Linked DNA regions of Homo sapiens: region 1 is linked to region 2. A link is an interaction called in ENCODE POLR2A ChIA-PET data of the cell type or tissue named here. Cell type or tissue: Caco-2. All regions are shown on one strand. Links, peaks and the distances in the headings refer to the core of each region. The heading gives the core; the rest is flanking DNA.

Evidence for each region. ChIA-PET counts read pairs that join two places held together with the same protein. Peaks named below come from ENCODE experiments on the same cell type or tissue, not always from the same donor. Only the 100,000 strongest peaks of a DNase experiment are listed, where the experiment ranks them.
Region 1: POLR2A ChIA-PET joins it to region 2 with 6 read pairs; 9 of 35 experiments call an interaction of 5 or more read pairs at or near these places.

The regions. Positions count from the first base shown.
Region 1 is chr11:68,085,261-68,093,260 of GRCh38, forward strand. All of the region lies in intron 2 of CHKA (choline kinase alpha), which reads right to left. Among named protein-coding and RNA genes, the nearest start is that of CHKA, 32 kb to the right of the region's middle. In Caco-2, for the core only: no CTCF peak of the experiment used is centred there; no DNase peak of the experiment used is centred there.
Region 2 is chr11:68,133,923-68,143,953 of GRCh38, forward strand. No RefSeq gene overlaps it. Among named protein-coding and RNA genes, the nearest start is that of CHKA-DT, 17 kb to the left of the region's middle. RefSeq lists a silencer at 6,190-6,390. In Caco-2, for the core only: no CTCF peak of the experiment used is centred there; DNase peaks (open chromatin) are centred at 4,129 and 8,659; H3K4me3 peaks cover 465 bases.

The DNA.
Region 1 (8,000 bases), core at 1-8,000, 50 kb before region 2:
TCTCTCAGGTTGGAGTGCAGTGGCAGGAATAGGGCTCACTGCAGCCTCAACCTCCCCAGGTCGAGCAATCCTCCTGTATTAGCCTCCCAAGTAGCAGGACCACAGGCATGTGCCACCATACCTAGCCTTTTTTTTTTTCTTGTAGAGACAAGATCTCACTATGTTACCCAGGCTGCTCTTGAATTCCTGAGCTCAAGTGATCCTCCTGCCACAGTCTCCCAAAGGGCTGAGATTACAGGCATGAGCCACCATGACCAGCCTGAAAAAGATTTTTTGATTGGCCAAGAACTTTTAAATTTAAAAACTAAATTCCTGAAAGTCTGAATTATATTAGCTATGGAGTAAAATGAGAAAATAGAGGACTTTCATTTTTACTTTATTTCTATACTTTAAAAAGTGCTTAAAAGCGTGTATTATTTTTATAATAAATACATTTGATACAAGGTTTCAAATGTTACTTTTCTAACAAAATTGCAATTTAAGGCTTTGGGGTTTTTTTGTTTGTTTTGTTTTTTGTTTTTGAGACAGCGTCTCACTCTGTCACCCAGGCTAGAGTGCAGTGGTGCAATCTCAGCTCACTGCAACCTCCACCTCCTGGGTTCAAGCGATTCTCCCACCTCAGCCTCCGGAATAGTTGGGATTACAGGTGTGTGCCACCACGCCCGGCTATTTAGGCTTTGTATTTTAAATGAGACTATGAAAAGCAGTAAATATTCATATTACAGAGCACAGGTTTTCAAAATGTTCTACTTCATGCTTTAAAAATAAAATGGGCCAGGCACGGTGGCTCACGCCTGTAATCCCAACACTTTGGGAGGCCGAGGCAGGCGGATCACGAGGTCAAGAGATCGACACCATCCTTGCCAACATGGTGAAACCCCTTCTCTACTAAAAATACAAAAATTAGCTGGGTGTGGTGATGTGCGCCTGTAAGTCTCAGCTACTCGGGAAGCTGAGGCAGGAGAATCACTTGAACCCAGGAGGCCGAGGTTGCAGTGAGCCAAGATCGCGCCACTGCACCCCAGCCTGGCGACAGCGAGACTCTGTCTCATAAAATAAAAATACAATAAAAAAAATCAATAAGTGGTAAGACAACTCCAGGACCAAGGAGGAAGAGATGTCCCTTTATTGTATTTTGTGTTATATGATTTTAGGATTCAAAAACCTACTTTAAGTTACCTAATGTTCCACAATATAGCAGGTATATTTCTTTTAACCTATTTAAGCCATCAGACAGAATAAACTTATTTGGCCAGTACTTAATGAAAGACTTCTCTAATACTGAGGGAAGTAGGTTTATGACTAAATGAATAAAGCCCCATTTGGGAGATGAAAACAAAGCAGCACCTCAGTTTTCCCTAGAGTCTGTGTATAGTAAGAATGGGTGAAAGCGGCATAAAGAAAGTGTCATTAAGTCACATATAGTTATCATTTAAATGTCATTTGGCTGGGCGTGGTGGCTCACGCCTGTAATCCCAACACTTTGGGAGGCCAAGATGGGCGGATCACGAGGTCAGGGGATTGAGACCATCCTGGCTGACACAGTGAAACACCGTCTCTACTAAAAATACAAAAAATTGCCTGGCGCGGTGGCGGGCGCCTGTTGTCCCAGCTACTCGGGAGGCTGAGGCAGGAGAATGGCGTGAACCCGGGAGGCGGAGCTTGCAGTGAGCAGAGATCGTGCCACTTCACTCCAGCCTGGGCGACAGAGCGAGACTCCGTCTCAAAAAAAAAAAATGTCATTTAAAACATCTTTAACACCCAAAACATTTATCTTCAAAGTATCTTTAAACGTCCAATACTACATGAGCTGCTGTGAGACAGATTTTAAAAAGTGATGAATCAGCTACAAAGAATAGCATGTCATCAATAGCAAAATAAATTGGAAATGCTATTTAAGAAACGAAATCATTATCAATTATGGATAATATAATATGAGCCAGGCATGGTGGCTCACATTGGTAACCTTAGCACTTTGGGAGGTTGAGGGGGGCGGATCATTTGAGGTCAGGAGTTCAAAACCATCCTGGCCAACATGGTGAAACCCAATCTCTACTAAAAATACAAAAAAATTAGCCGGGTCTGGTGGCAAGTGCCTGTAATCTCAGCTACTTGGAAGGCTGAGGCGGGAGAATCGCTTGAACCTGGGAGGCAGAGATTGTAGTGAGCCAAGATCACACCACTGCACTCCAGCCTGGGCAATAGAGTGAGACTTCATCTCACACACACACACAAAAAAATCATAATATAGAATAGAAATAGGTACTATGTTAAATATAATGGTGGCTGCTGAACTAAAATGATATATAAATAAGAGTACAGGTTTTTTATAGAAAAAAAATTGTGCCATCCATTTTTTAATAGAAAAAAAGAAAAATACACACAAAAAAAGAAAATTAAGAAACATGGATGACATTCTCTTCTTCCTACCACCCCTTCCTCACCAAAAAATAACTAAATGGATCATTCAGCTTACTGTCTCTTTTAAAGGCTTTACATAAAACGGTAGATTGATTGTGACCTTTTAAAAATGCTTTGAGACCTATAAATAAATAAGTAAGAATAATCCTGTCTGGGTGCAGTGGCTCACGCCTGTAATCCCAGCACGTTGGGAGGCCGAGGTGGGTGGATCACCTGAGGTTGGGAATTTGAGACCAGCCTGACCAACATGGTGAAACCCTGTCTCTACTTAAAATACAAAAATTAGTCAGGTATAGTGGCACATGCCTGTAATCCCAGCTACTCAGGGGACTGAGGCATAAGAATCGCTTGAACCTGAGAGGCAGAGGTTGCCGCGAGCTAAGATCACGCCATTGCACTCTAGCTTGGGCGACAGTGGGAGGCTGTCTCAAAAAAAAAAAAAAAAAAAAAAAAAAAATTCCTACTGTTAGCTAGACTCAGTTTCCTCAGTTTCTAGGATATGTAAATTTTGGTCTCGGAAAATAATCCATCTTTCTACTAATCTGGTATTATCTTCCTGAGCTGAGTACTGAAACAACTCCCAGGTCATCGTATTCACCCTGAGAATAGGAGGATATGGTGCATCATTCGGATTCAATTCAGTAGCTGTGATGCCCATTTGGTCTTGGAGTGGCATGAACTTCTTTACTGTGTAGCCTGTGGCTTCGGAGACCCTTAATACCCACCCTGGTTATCTCACCACACTCAACCCTCTAGGAGAGAAATAATTTTTAATACAGGGGTGGCATCTGTTATAATCCCTGGCCTGCCAAGTCCCTGTTGATGATGAAGCTATGTTCCATCTCAGGAGAGGTGGGGCAGGAAAAAGCATGAGAACCATGACTCTATAGAATGTGTTCAATTCTATAGAATTGAAAGAGTTATGTGACTCTTTCAATTAACATTTTGCAGTATATTTTCTTGGCAATATGTTTTCTTCTCAGAGTTATCATGGACCCTAACCTTACTTCTTCCTGATTTCTATGAAAAAAAATGAAATCATCCCGTATTTCTTGCTTTTATGGTTTCTTACAGCATTCTTTCTCGAACTCCTGACCTCAGTGATCCAACTCGCCTCAGCCTCCCAAAGTGCTGGGATTACAGGTGTGAGCCACTATGCCCGGCCACTTTTAGCACTTTCTGAAAACATTTTACAGAACACATTAAAATGTGAGATCTCAATGCAATGATTTAAAGTATAGCTTATGTGATTATTTAATAAGCACATATGAATTACAAGAATTTAAACAGATAAGTGATTTCTAACATTTTATGGTAGTCTCTAGAGTGTCTTCAATTATCCCAAGGACCAGCCTAAAACACCTTGATCTTTTTGGACATTAATAATTTCAAAATTGGATGACTTGATGAATATCCGTAGGAAACTAGAACTTCTAAAACACTTTAGGCAACACAAGCCAGCAGAAAGACAGGTGAGTGGAAGCCCAGGTTTTAAAAAGGCCTATTTCAGGACCTTCTCAAAATCTATGTCTGATCTAGGGCAACCTGCTGACCCAACACTCCTCAGACTTCCAAGACTAAATAAAATACCCTCCCTCTAAGTATCCCAAAGGTTGACTTGCAAGCAACACTTTTACGGGAAGTGTGCCTTCACTACATCAAGTCAGCACTGCAGAGCTCCCTAAGGTCTCAGGTACCCAGCTAAGACATATGAAAGTATACTGACTGGTAAGGACAAAGAAGAAGGTTTGTTTCTAATTCTGACCAAAATATCAAAATATATATGGTGTCTCCTTAATGCTGGAAGTGATATGAAGGAAGAACTTGATTACTTCAATTAAGTTATCAAGTTGAGGCCCATAAATTTCTAAAATTCCTAAATGTTTGTCATTTTCTACTGAGGAAACAGAAGAAAGGAATCTGATTTGCTTTGGACAAAAAAAATAAGTGATATATTTATTACACAACATTCTGAAATCTTAATCACTGTACCTCTTTAAGCACAGCACAAACTGTAGCTGGTGCTACTTAACAAGCATTACAACTTTCTTTTTTAAAAGCAATTCTTGAATCCAAGAACTAAAAGAAAGAAATTAAAGCTGTAGAGAATGCTCCAACTTCAGAGGTCTCATACTATACCGTGAATCGTGTCTGTCACCTGGAAACCAGAGTGCTCCAGGCACGATCGCATGGACAAGCCTGCAGCAGAGAACACATGCACATACAGCTAAAGTGGTACATTACCCCCAACGCCCTTCACTCCACCCAACATAAAGACATTCCTTCCCAAAGAGGGGTGGGCTGCGGTCAAACCATCGTTCCATGGACCAGAAATCCGCATTGGCTTCATGCTATAAATCCCAAACATTTAATACCAGCAAGACAAAGACACTCTGAATATGTAAAAATTAGACATAGTAGTCTGTGGTTTATTTGGTTATCAAAAGAAGGCACCAAAGCAGGTATGGAAGGACTATTGGTAGTAATTTGGCAACTATCTTGGGAGAGTATCAGCTAAAGAAATATTAGGTTAGACCAAATGGGAACGCACAACACTAGAAAAATGTTTTACTTCTGAGAAGGAAGTTTTGACTGCCTTAGGAACACAGAATTAAACCATACTCAAAAGTATAAGGGAATTTTTTTAAAGCAGAGTGAACAGAACAACTTAAATTCCTAATGATCCTAACACAATGAGGAAAACAGTGGCAATTCATAGAATTCAGTTACCAGGGACATGACTCCTTCAAGGAGTACCAGCAATGCTGGTCTTTGCATGGTGTGACCTTAGTAACATAAAGAAATAGGTTTTAGCAGCTGATTTCTCAGTAGCTGGTAGTTTAATATTAACTATTTATGAGTTATTCCATATTTTATTGTGGCTTAATTTTTAATTAAACTGGGGCTAAGAGAAAATAGGGAGGAAGACATTTGTTTTCTAGATTTAAAAAGGACAGTGTCTCAAATTTGACTCTTTTAAGTTGCTAATACATATCTGCGTTGTGCCTTGATGCCTTTATTATGGTTAGTACTCAAACAAGCACTAATATTAGCCTTCTATTACTCAAAAAACAAACAAAAACAATTTTCCAGACAACATTCAAGAGAGATCTTTGATGTGTATTATAAACGTTCATGCCTGTGAGACCGCTCATAACGGTGAGGCCAAATCTCTCCACTCATGCACAGAAGGAAGTGGCTTAACACAGAGTCACTGTTCTGACAGAGGAAGGGACAAAGCAATCCTCTGAGACTTCCGCCAACTGGCACAGGTTACATTGAATGAACAATACGTACTGACATTTGTGTCTTCCACAATTCATGATAAATAAGCAAACTGGTTATTTGTAATCAGCCAAACTTGCTTCTCTGAAAAGGCTGCTACTGGACGTTGCAGAGCTCATGTTCCTTCCCAGTATCAGAAAGGAAAAAAATCAAGTTACATTTATAGCTAATTTTATACATTTACGCTCTCTTCTAGCAATTCTATCTCTTTCCACAATGCAAAGGCTGAACTATTACTTCTCAAAACTTCTATTAAATTATCCTCCTTTAGTTCAGGGTAGTTTTACAGTTGAGTTTGGTTTTCATAATCTATGTAGCTAATGAAAATAATCTCATTTCCATTAAAATTAAAGACAGTCTATGTAAAACAGACGCTAAATTATACTCACATGCATTAAGATCAGACCAATATTTTTATGTTTAATAATTTCCTACAAATAATATTGTATAGTTGTGTGTGTCTTATCTTGTTCATATTTTCAAAAGGACCCATTCTTGACCTTGCCAAACACAGGAATTTTCATAAGCACCCTAAAACTAACACAAATACTAAACAAAAACTCCAGGATACAGTCAGGAAGTTTGTTTCCGTCTCATCTTAGATAGAAATAGGGGCTAGAAGAGACAGATGTTTGTGGGACAGAAGCTGTGGAGCTGAACCCAATCAGAAAGTTTTACCTTGGCTTTCTGGCACTTAACCCTTAGAGAACTGTACCAAAGAGCAGTCATTTCAGTGTCACTATGGAAATAAAGGAAATCAGACATCTTATAATGCCAAGATGAAGAAAAATGAGAAAGTTGAGAATCATCTAGTTATTTTAAACCAAGTCACCTGTAAATCATTTGCTGATCAAAGAACGTGTAAAATGTTACCACCTCTGATTCTCACAGAGGTAAAATGTTCAAAAGCTAAAAACAAGGAAGAGAAATGGAAAGAAGGGACATACTAAACTAAATCTGTCATATAATTAAGGAAAAATGCAAAATACTCTGAAAAAATACATAGACCTATTATTTGTGCAGTAGACTTCAATTAACATTTTTCAAAGAAGGAGTGAATTCTAACCCATCTTAAAGGACATTATAGCTGCATTTATAAAGTTGGCTTGGGAGATACCAGTTATATTGTATAAGTACACATACATGTATAGGATATGTGTATGCTTTCCCATAAGGTAGAGCAAAAAGAAGGAAAGCAGAAGACTTGAGTCATACTATATTTAATTCTCTCTTTAACCATGATGTGATTTATTATTGGGGGCTCTGTATTTGCTCAGCCACATCTCTCAATTAATGCAAATCTTGACAATTTTTTATCAATCCTGACAATTTATCATAAATTCTGGCTTTTTTTGTTGTGATAGGAACAAAACCCTCATTGTAGACCATAAATATCTCCTTCCATTATAGGCCAGATTCATTCTAAAGAGCTGGCTATACATTAGCAATTTCATCACAGCTAGATCACAGCAAAAATAAATAATAGAAACTTTAAAGCTGATTTGAAAATATTTGGAAAGGAATTTAAAATCCTCGGCACAGTGTGTGGCAGCTCAGCTTCTAAAGCACACAGCAGCTGTTGCCTGGCTCGCATCTTAGAAGCTTCTAAGCCTGTTCTCTACTTTGCTTCTTTTGTACCATAGCCATCTTTTGGAGTTCTTGATTTTGGTTCCCCTCCTCATGTTGTCACAGTACTCCCAATGACCAACAGTCTCCAATGGCCATTAATATCTGAAACTCTTAACTGGCAACAAGTATGACTGCTAAACTCTGCAGAGCTAGGAAACCAAATATACTTAACTCTGAGACTCTAGGCTTCATGGTTTCCTAAGTTTAAACTACAACCAAAAAAGTGTGTTTGAACTAAGGACTCGACCAACTGAATAATTATATTGAAAATATAGATTCCCACCTAAGAAGCAAAGAAATAGTTTTTTTCTAACAAAAATCAGTTTGTTGTCTATGTCAACTGTCAGATTGTTAGAGGTATGCTTATTATCCGTATAGAAAACTACTAATTTCCCATCCAGTTTTTTTTGGGTTTTTTTTTTTTTTTTTTGAGACGGGGTCTCTCTCTGTCCCCCAGGCTGCAGTGCAGTGGCATGATCTTGGCTCACTGCAATCTCCACCTCCTGGGCTTAAGAGATCTTCTCACCTCAGCCTCCAAAGTTGCTGGGACCACAGGCACATGCCACCACGCCCAGCTATTTTTTTATAGAGATAGGGTTTGGCCATGTTGCCCAGGCTGGTTTCAAACTCCTGGACTCAAGCAATCCACCTGCCTTGGCCTCCCA
Region 2 (10,031 bases), core at 890-8,889:
GTAGGGGGAGGGAGAGTCAGCCAGGCCTCACTATATTTCCTCGCCTTGGAATTCCACACATATTTTCCCTGATGGTACCACCAATTATAATTCTTCTTGTCCCCCTTGGAGGGCCTTAGTCCCTCTACAAACAACAGTGTCTTTCTCAATTCCCATAACTGCTCCCCATAATACTGGTATCACATTAAATTACTACTTTCCCCCCATCCCATTCATGCTTAAACCAAAGCACCCCTTGAATAACACAGGTACTTAACCTTTTTTTTTTTTTTTGAGACACAGTCTTGCTCTGTCTCCCAGGCTGGAGTACAGTGGCGTGATCCTCAGCCTCCCAAGTAGCTGGGATTACAGGCATGTGCCACCACACCTGGCTAATTTTGTATTTTTAGTAGAGACAGGGTTTTGCCATGTTGGCCAGGCTGGTCTCAAAACTCCTGACCTCCAGTGATCCGCCTGCCTTGGCCTCCCAAAGTGCTGGGATTACAGGCGTGAGCCACTGCGCCCAGCGGTACTTAACCTTAACAGCTCCCATCCCATTCCAGTCTGTGACCCACAGTGGATATCTGTGGCTATATGGATGCCCACTAAATCAATCAGCCTATAAACAACTCATTCCTCATTTGAGACCACGGGTACCAATGTGTTGATAACATTTGGCTCAAAGGTCAACATATAGTAAGACAGGTGAAGCCGGCCGGGCGCGGTGGCTCACGCCTGTAATCCCAGCACTTTGAGAGGCCTAGGCGGGCGGATCACGAGGTCAGGAGATCAAGACCATCCTGGCTAACATGGTGAAACCCTGTCTCTACTAAAAATACAAAAATAGAGTCGGGCGTGGTGGCAGGCGCCTGTAGTCCCAGCTACTCGGGAGGTTGAGACAGGAGAATGGCGTGAACCCAGGAGGCGGAGCTTGCAGTGAGCCGAGATCGTGCCACTGCACTCCAGCCTGGGCGACACAGCAAGACTCTGTCTCAAAACAAAAACAAAAACAAAAACAAAACAAAACAAAAAAAAGACAGGCGAAGCCTTCTAATATACAATTATACAACATCACTTGCCCAAGCACTAAGTGAGCAATTGGCCTTCTGTTGTCTGGGGTCAGGGCTGCTGTGGGCTTGTTGGCCCCATGGGGAGGATTTGCCTAACATGAGGCAACTCTTCAAAACTTTACTTTTCACTCTACATACCTTCTTATAAAATGGGAGATACTTTAGATAAATTGAGACTCTCTCGATTCTATAGCAGATATAGTTATGGATAATAGATTGGCATTAGACTATTTGTTGGCTGAACAATGACAGGTATATGCTGTGATTAATAAAACCTGCTGTACCTATGTAAACAACTCAGGTCAAGTAGAGGAAGATACCGACAAAATATATGAACAAGGCTGGGCACAGTGGCTCACGTCCAGTGCTTTTGGAGGCCAAGGAGGGTGAATCACTTGAGGTCAGGAGTTGGAGACCAGCCTGGCCAACATGGTGAAACCCCATCTCTAGGAAAAATACAAAAATTAGCCAGGCATGGAGGCACATGTCTGTAATCCCAGCTACTCCGGAGGCTGAGGGAGGAGAATTGTGTGAACCTGGGAGGCAGAGGCTGCAGTAGGCCAAGATTATGCCACTGCATTCCAGCCTGGGAGACAGAGTGGGACCCTGTCTCCAAAAAAAAAAAGAAAAAGAAAAAAAAAAAAGGGCCAGGCATGTTGGCTCACGCCTGTAATCCCAGCACTTTGGGAGGCTGAGGCGGGTGGATCACAAGGTCAAGAGATCGAAATCATCCTGGCCAACATGGTGAAACCCTGCCTCTACTAAAAATACAAAAATTAGCTGGGTGTGGTGGTGCACACCTGTAGTCTCAGCTACTCAGGAGGCTGAGGCAGGAGAATCGCTTGAAGCCAGGAGGTAGAGGTTGCAGTGAGCCAAGATTGCGCCATTGTACTCCAGCCTGGCAACAGAGCAAGACTGCGTCTCAAAAAAAAAAAAAAAAAAAAAAAAAAAAAAGAACAAGCCAAGTGGCTACATGGTGTTCACAACCCCAATACCCAGACTACTATGCGGAATTCCATAAGGGGTTTCTACCGGCAGTGACTTGGTTTTTACCTAGGACCTTTAATAGCTCTCTTGTTACTATTGATCTTTGTTTGGCCTTTACTTATTTAACCTCTTAGTAAAGTTCGTGTCTTCTAGATTATAACAATTCCATGTGGAAATGATGCTTGCACTAGGTTTCTGACCCATCCTGTCTTCTAGCCTGGAAAATAAAGATCTCCTGCCTTTGGGGTCCTTAGATCAGGCAACCAGAGATTTTCACTCCTCCAACACCAGGCAGAGCCTATGCCCATAAGATCAGCAGGAAGCAGTTGTAGAGGGTGGACCTCTGCCCTTCTACCACTTTTTAAGATTAAGGAGGAGTCTGACGCCTGTCATCCCAGCACTTTGGGAGGCCGAAGCAGGCGGATCACCTGAGGTCAGGAGTTGGAGAGTAGCCTGGCCAACATGGTGAAGCCCCGTCTCTACTCAAAGTACAAAAAATTATCCATGCAGTAGTGGCGTGCGCCTTTAATCCCAGCTACTCAGGAGGCTGAGGCAGAGGTTGCAGTGAGCCAACATGGTGCCACTGCACTCCAGCCTGGGTGAGAGAGCAAGACTCTGTCCAAAAAAAAAAAAAAAAGGTCTGGTGCGATGGCTCACGCCTGTAATCCCAGCACTTTGGGAGGCCGAGACGGGTGGATCACGAGGTCAGGAGATACAGACCATCCTGGCTAACACGGTAAAACCCCATCTCTACTAAAAATACAAAAAAAATTAGCCAGGCATGGTGGTGGGCGCCTGTAGTCCCAGCTACTTGGGAGGCTGAGGCAGGACAAAGGCATGAACCTGGGAGGCGGAGCTTGCAGTGAGCTGAGATCACGCCACTGCACTCCAGCCTGGGCGACAGAGCGAGACTCGGGCTCAAAACAAAACAAAACAAAACAAAGATTGAAGAGGACTCTACAGTCTCTCCGGGAAGGAATAAGGTTAGAGATCAGCAGGACTTGTTTTCTGAGCACCAGTCACAAGACCTTGCTGAACAAAACATGATCTGATCAAAAGAGGATGCAGGAAAGACATTGGCCAAAACTAGCTAAAACCAACACGGTGACCAAAGCAACCTCTAGATGCCCTCATTGTTCATTGTGCACTAATTATAATGCCTTCGCATGCTGAAAGACACTCCCGCCAGCACCGTGACAGTTTACAAATACTGTGGCCACTCCCAGAAGCTACCTTATACAGTTTAAAAAGGGTAGAGGCCCAGTGTGGTGTTTCACGCCTGTAATCCCAGCACTTTGGGAGGCGGGTGGATCACGAGGTCAGGAGATCGAGACCATCCTGGCTAACGTGGTGAAACCCCGTCTCTACGAAAAATACAAAAATTAGCCGGGCGTGGTGGCAGGCACCTGTAGTCCCAGTTACTTAGGAGGCTGAGGCAGGAGAATCGCTTGAACCCGGGAGGCGGAGGTTTCCGTGAGCCGAGATGGCGCCACTGCACTCCAGCCTGGGAGACAGAGCAAGACTCTGTCTCAAATTAAAAAAAAAAAAAAAAAAGCCAGGCTGGCTCACGCCTGTAATCCCAGCACTTTGGGAGGCCGAGGTGGGACAGATCACCTGAGGTCACCCTGACCAACATGGTGAAACTCCGTCTCTACTAAAATACAAAATTAGCCAGGCTTGGTGGCTCATCGCCTGTGATCCCAGCTACTCGGGAGGCTGAGGCAGGAGAATCACTTGAACCCGGGAGGCGGAGGTTTCCATGAGCCAAGATCATGCCACTGTACTCCAGCCTGGGCAACAAGAGCGAAACTCCATCTCAAAAGAAAGAAAGAAAGAATGAATGAATGAATAAATAAATAAAATAAAAATTAAAAAAAGGTAGAAACCCTTGCTTCCAGAAACTCCCCACTCCTTTTGCAGAAAACTCGTGAATAGCCTGTCCTTTATTTAGCATATAATGAAGGAATAGACATAAATATAGCTGGCCAGCAATCCACGAGGGCTGCCGCTACTGCTCTACGGAGCAGCCATTTTCCTGCACTGTTGCTCTAATAAACTTGTGTTTGCTTTGCTCTGTCTTGTTTGCTCACCCTTGAATTCTTTTCTCTGCAAAGCCAAGAGCTCTCCCAGTCTGAGCCCCAATCATCAAAGATGATTTTGAGGGCTTCAGTATTTAAAGGGGAAAAGCAGGCTGGAGGGGAAGGAGGGAGGGGATGGTCACATTATTAAATCCGTATGTTGGAAGAGAAAAGGAGCAGGGAGGGGAATAGTGACATATTCATCTAGTGCTTCTACATCGGCATTTTACACAAGATAAGGTGAATGCAGAGTGTAGATATTTAACCTTTTATCCGTGGCTCTCTGCTTAGGAACAAAAGGAGAAGCAGCTTCTTGCCTGACTCAGCTTTCAGCTTAATTTTTTTCTTTTGGCAGAGTGAATTGGGATTCCAAGATTTTATTTGCCTTTCCCATCATGCGATTGGATACCACAAAGCAGTGAAGAACAGTGAGTGCCCATGTACTTGACAATGAAGGGGAATCTTCCAGACATACATGAAGCGAAGGAAGGCAGGCAAAAGAGTGTGCTTGTGTGATACTGCCTATTTGGGGCTCTAGAAGAGGCAAAACTAATCTATGGGAGTTTGAGGATAATGTTCAGGATAATGGTTTACTTTTGGCAAGTGTTGTCTGAGAAGAGGCACTTGGGAGCCTTCTGGGGGCTGGAAATGTTCTGTATCTTGAGCTAGGTGGTGGGTACACAGGCATATGGCTTGTCAAAAATAATTGAGTTAGCCGGGCACAGTAGCTCATGCCTGTAATCCTAGCATTTTGGGAGGCCAAGGTGGGTGGATCACCTGAGGTCAGGAGTTTAAGACCAGCCTGGCCAACATGGTGAAACCCCTGTCTCTACTAAAAAAAATACATAAGATTAGCTGAGCATGGTGGTGGGCACCCGTAATCCCAGCTACTCGGGAGTCTGAGGCAGGAGAATCGCTTGAACACGGGAGGCAGAGTTTGCAGAGAGCCAAGATCACGCAACTGCACTCTAGCCTGGAGGACAGAGCAAGATTCCATCTTAAAAAAAAAAAAAAAGAAGGCCAGGAGTGGTGGCTCACACCTGTAATCCCAGCACTTTGGGAGGCCAAGGTAGGTGGATCACCAGAGGTTGGGAGTTAGAGACCAGCCTGACCAACATGGAGAAACCCTGTCTCTACTAAAAATACAAAATTAGCCGGGCATGGTGGCACATGCCTGTAATCCCAGCTACTCGGGAGGCTGAGGTAGGAGAATCGCTTGAACCCGGGAGGCAGAGTTTGCGGTGAGCCAAGATCGCGCAATTGCACTCCAGCCTGGGTGACGAGCGAAACTCCATCTCAAAAGAAAAAAAAAAAGAAATAAAGACATAAAAGATACTTGGGGCTGGGCACGGTGGCTCATGGCTTTAATTCCAGCACTTTGGGAAGCTGAGGTGGCTAGATCACTTGAGGTCAGGAGTTCAAGACCAGCCTGGCCAGCATGGTGAAACCCTACTAAAAGTATAAAAATTAGCCAGGAATGATGGCAGGCGCTAATCCCAGCTACTCAGGAGGCTGAGGCAGGAGAATCGCTTGAACCTGGGAAGTGAAGGTTGCAGTGAACTATGATTGCGCCACTGCACTCCAGCCTAAGCGACAAGAGCGAAACTCTGTCTCAAAAAAAAAAAAAAAAAAAGTTGAGTCATGTTGTGAATGTATTTAACACCACTGAGCCGTACACTTAAAAATGGTGAAGATGTTAGATTTTATGTTATATCTATTTTACCACCATACAAAAAAATTGAGTTATACCTTAAGGTTTGTGGACTTTATTACATGTCAGTTGCACTTCAACTGAAACATTTAGCACGATCGTTGCCCCTGGCTCCTGAGTAATTTTTTTCATTTTTCAGACATGAGGTCTCGCTCTGTCGCCCAGGCTGGAGTGCAGTGGCACAATCATAGCTCACTGCAGCCTCGAACTCCTGGGCTCAAGTGATATTCCCACATCAGCCTCCCAAGTAGCTGGGATGTCAGGCATAATAAGCTACTGCGCCCGTCCCCCCAAGTCATTGCAAATGTTCTTTGAAAATACCACCTTCAGGCCAGGCGCAGTTGCTCACGCCTTTAATCCCAGCACTTTGGGAGGCCAAGGCAGGCAGATAACTTGAGGTCAGGAGTTCAAGACCAGCCTGGCCAACACGGTGAAATCCTGTCTCTACTAAAAATACAAAAATGGGCTGGGCATGGTGGTGCATGCCTGTAGTCCCAGCTATTCAGGAGGCTGAAGCAGGAGAATTGCTTGAACCCGGGAGGTGGAGGTTGCAGTGAGCCGAGATTGCACCCGCAGCCTGGATGACAAAGCAAGACTCCATCTGAAAAAAAAAAAAAAAAAAGAAAATACCACCTTCAGTGGCCACATATTTTCCCATCCACGGATGTGTCCTGGTACCTTCATTCACTCTCAAATCTTTCCCCAGAATTGTGAGAACCACAGCCCCATGTCACAGCCCCAAGGTTGCAGACAAGGTCCCGACCCACGTTAAGACGCAAAATAATTTATTGGAAGGTTTTTCTTAGACCCCTGGGAAGGCTAGGAAACCTGGCTTGGAAAGAAGGAGGAGCTCAAGGAGGCAGGAAGCTGCCCCACAGCCTGGGTTACCCCAGGAATAGGCTGGTCTAGGGGCCGCTGTAACCACTGCTGACACTGTGGATGTCACCATCAGGGACAGTGCCACTCTGGGACGCTGCAGCCATAGCCACTGGGAAGAGGTCCCAGTGGGCCCGGATTCTTTGTGGAGGAATCTATAGGCCTGAGCTCTAGAGGCTGGGAAATGGAGGGGCAAGTCTCTGGTCCCCATGCTCAACAAGACCCCCTCAGTGGGGAATTCCTCATTGCAGAAGGGGCACCAGATGCAGGGCAGCTAAACAAGCAGCCAGGGATTCCTACCCCGAGAAATGTCCTCTAAGACAATAACAGCCAGTATTTGTTGAGCTCTCACTGGGTGCCAGGCCCCTGTGCCAAACTTCCTACATGGATTATCACAAAGAATACTCACATTAGCCCTGTGGGGTGGGGGTTATTATTATCTTGATTTTGCAGACAAGGAGGCAGGCACAGAGCAATTTGGCAACCTGCCCAGGACCACACGCATGAGGAGCAGGAGGCGGCATTGCATTGGGGGCACCTGTGTGCCAGGTCAGTGCAGGGCACTTTGCAGTCCTCTTAGGGCTGAGGGCCTTGGACACTCAGCACCATTTTCCCTGCTCTGTGGCTGCAGGGGGCTGCAGGGGCTGGAAGCCTGACAGCCACGTTTCCTTGAAGCCCCTGCAGCAGGGTTCTGGGTTACAGCCTGTCAGTCACGGGCATTTGCCTGACACCTGGAAGGCTGTGGGGAGGTGCAGTGGCAGGCAGGGGTGGGCTTTGCCAGATGTGACACTTTGCCAGTGACTTCTGGGGGTCTCCTGGGGCTGACCAGCCCCCCTCCGAGTGGTGCATGCTCCTGCAATTCCTCCAGTCCTAGTTTCTTTTCTTTCTTTTTCTTAAGACAGGGTCTCTTTCTGTCACCCAGGCTGGAGTGCAGTGGTGCAATCATGGCTCATTGCAGCCTTGACCTCCCAGGCTCAAGCAGTCCTCCTGCCCCAGCCTCTTGAGTAGCTGGGACCACAGGCGTGCACCACCATGCCAGGCTACAAATCCTAACTTCTGGACCAGGTGTGGCTGCCCCTCAGCTCTTTGGAAGGTTTTGCAAGCCTCAAATTCCCCGTGTTCAGTCCTTTCCTGCTTGAAATGCCATTTTCCCAACTGAACCTTGATGAGGCAGAGGTGTTAAGGCAAAGCAGCTGGGCCTATAGGCCTGAGCTCTAGAGGCTGGGGAATGGAGGAACAAGGCTCTGGTCCCCGCGCTCAACAAGACCCCCTCAATGGGGAATTCCACATTGCAGAAGGGACACCAGGTGTGGGGCAGCTCAACAAGCAGCCAGGGCCTCCTACCCCAAGAAATGTCCTTCTAGGATAATAGCCAGCATTTGCCAAGCACTCACCGGTGCCAAGCCCCTGTGCCAAGCACTCACCGGGTGCCAGGCCCCAGGAGGCTGAGGCAGGACTGGCTTTAGAACAGGAAAGCTGGGGGTGCGAGCCCGGCTCTGCCAGTTCTGTGGGTTTGTGGTTTTTTGGTCGCTTCATGTGCCTGAGTCTCATTTTCCTGTTTCCTCATTTGGAACAGGCAGTGGTGGCGTCTCTCATGGGGACGTGGAGATAAACCAGGGCGACATCGGGGACACACAAGCCCAGTGCCTGCGGCGATGGCCGATGAGGCGCTCTTTCCATTTCCTGGTAGCAGATGAGGAAAGTGAGGCTCAAAGAGGTGATGTCATTTGCCCCAAATCACACAGTTGGGAGGTGGTGGGGTGCGAATTCAAACCCAGGAGTGTGAAGCTTCCAGCTCGTCTGTTTCTCCCTGGCTGTGGGTCAGTGCCCTGTGGGAGGCCAGGATGCCGGTCAGGGACTGGCATGGCAGGGTGAGGGGAGCAGGGTGGGCCAGCCTGCCTCCCCTCCCTCTCCTGGGGCTGCTGCCCTGTGGAGTAGGGGACTGCCATGGCCCTCACCTGTCCACCTTGTCTCCTTGCCTGGGCCTTGTCAGCCCTGTGCACTCCACAGGGCAGGGACAGGGCCTGCTGTTGACAGAAGTTCAGAACAAGGCAGTGCTTGGCCCTGGGTCCTGCGCAGATCAGTGCTGGGGCTGGCCTGGGGCCCGAGCTCAAGCCTCCGAATCCCCTTGCCCAGGCTGGACTCTTGCTGCACCGGGGCAGGTTGGCAGAGGCCTGGAGGTTTTCTCTGGGCTGCAGGTTGAGGCACCTGGGCTTGCAGACGCACGTCTGGCGGTCCAGCTTCCTCCCTGGCAGCCTCTCTCCTGCGACAGCAATATGGTGGTCTGCAGCTTCAGGCCAGCTCCATTGCTGCCCATGAGGCTACCCCAGTGGAGAGAGGTCACCTTGCCTCAGGGTCCCAGCTGAAGTCCCCAGGCTGCATCTCATTGGCCAGGCTTGGTGATATGTTCATCCCTGACCAGTCGCAGTGCCCGGGGGGTGCGCCCTCTCATAGGCCAGCCATGGAGTAGGCTGGGGTCAGAAAAGGCCTCTCCTCCCTGAGCCACATGAACTGAGAATGGGGAGGTGACCTTTCCAAAGAGGGGGTAATGGACTCTAGGAGTCAGAAGTAGTGAATGACCCGGACGGGGAAACGCAGGCCCCACTGTCGCCAGCCCTGCTGATGGTGGCCATCCTTTCTTCCTCACCTTGGCAGCAGGAGCTGGATGGAGTCTGGGGAGGTGGCAGGTACAGGCTGGAGCTCAGAGTGTGAGAGACAGTTGAGGATGGAATGTTCTCTTGGAGAAGCGAGAATAATGTCTCCTCCCCTTCTCCAAACAGCAAGTGCCCGGCCCAGCCTCTGTCTCAGGAAACTCTCTAACAGCCAAGATCAGGGCCTTATGGAGAGCTGACCCAAGGCCAGGCACTATGTTGGACACATCTGATGAGTCACTTCACTTCAGCCTTGCCAAAGCTTCATGAGCACCCATTTCACAGATGAAGAAACGGAGGCTCAGAAAGACAAACGTTTCAGCCAATAAGTGGCTGAATCTATGCTCAAACCTAGGTCTGTGTGATCCCAGACCCTGAATTCTACAAGTCCACCAAAAACTCCTCTTTATCTTCTTTTATTTTTTATGTATTTATTTATTTTTAGACAGAGTCTCACTCTGTCGCTCAGGCTGGAGTGCAGTGGCGCGATCTCGGCTCCTCTCCGCCCCATGGGTTCAAGTGATTCTCTTGCCTCAGCCTCCCTAGTAGCTGGGACTAAAGACGCACGCCACCACACCCCGCTAATTTTTGTATTTTTAGTAGAGACGGGGTTTCACCATGTTGGCCAGGAGGTCTCACTCTCCTGACCTCGTGATCCACCCACCTCGGCCTCTCAAAG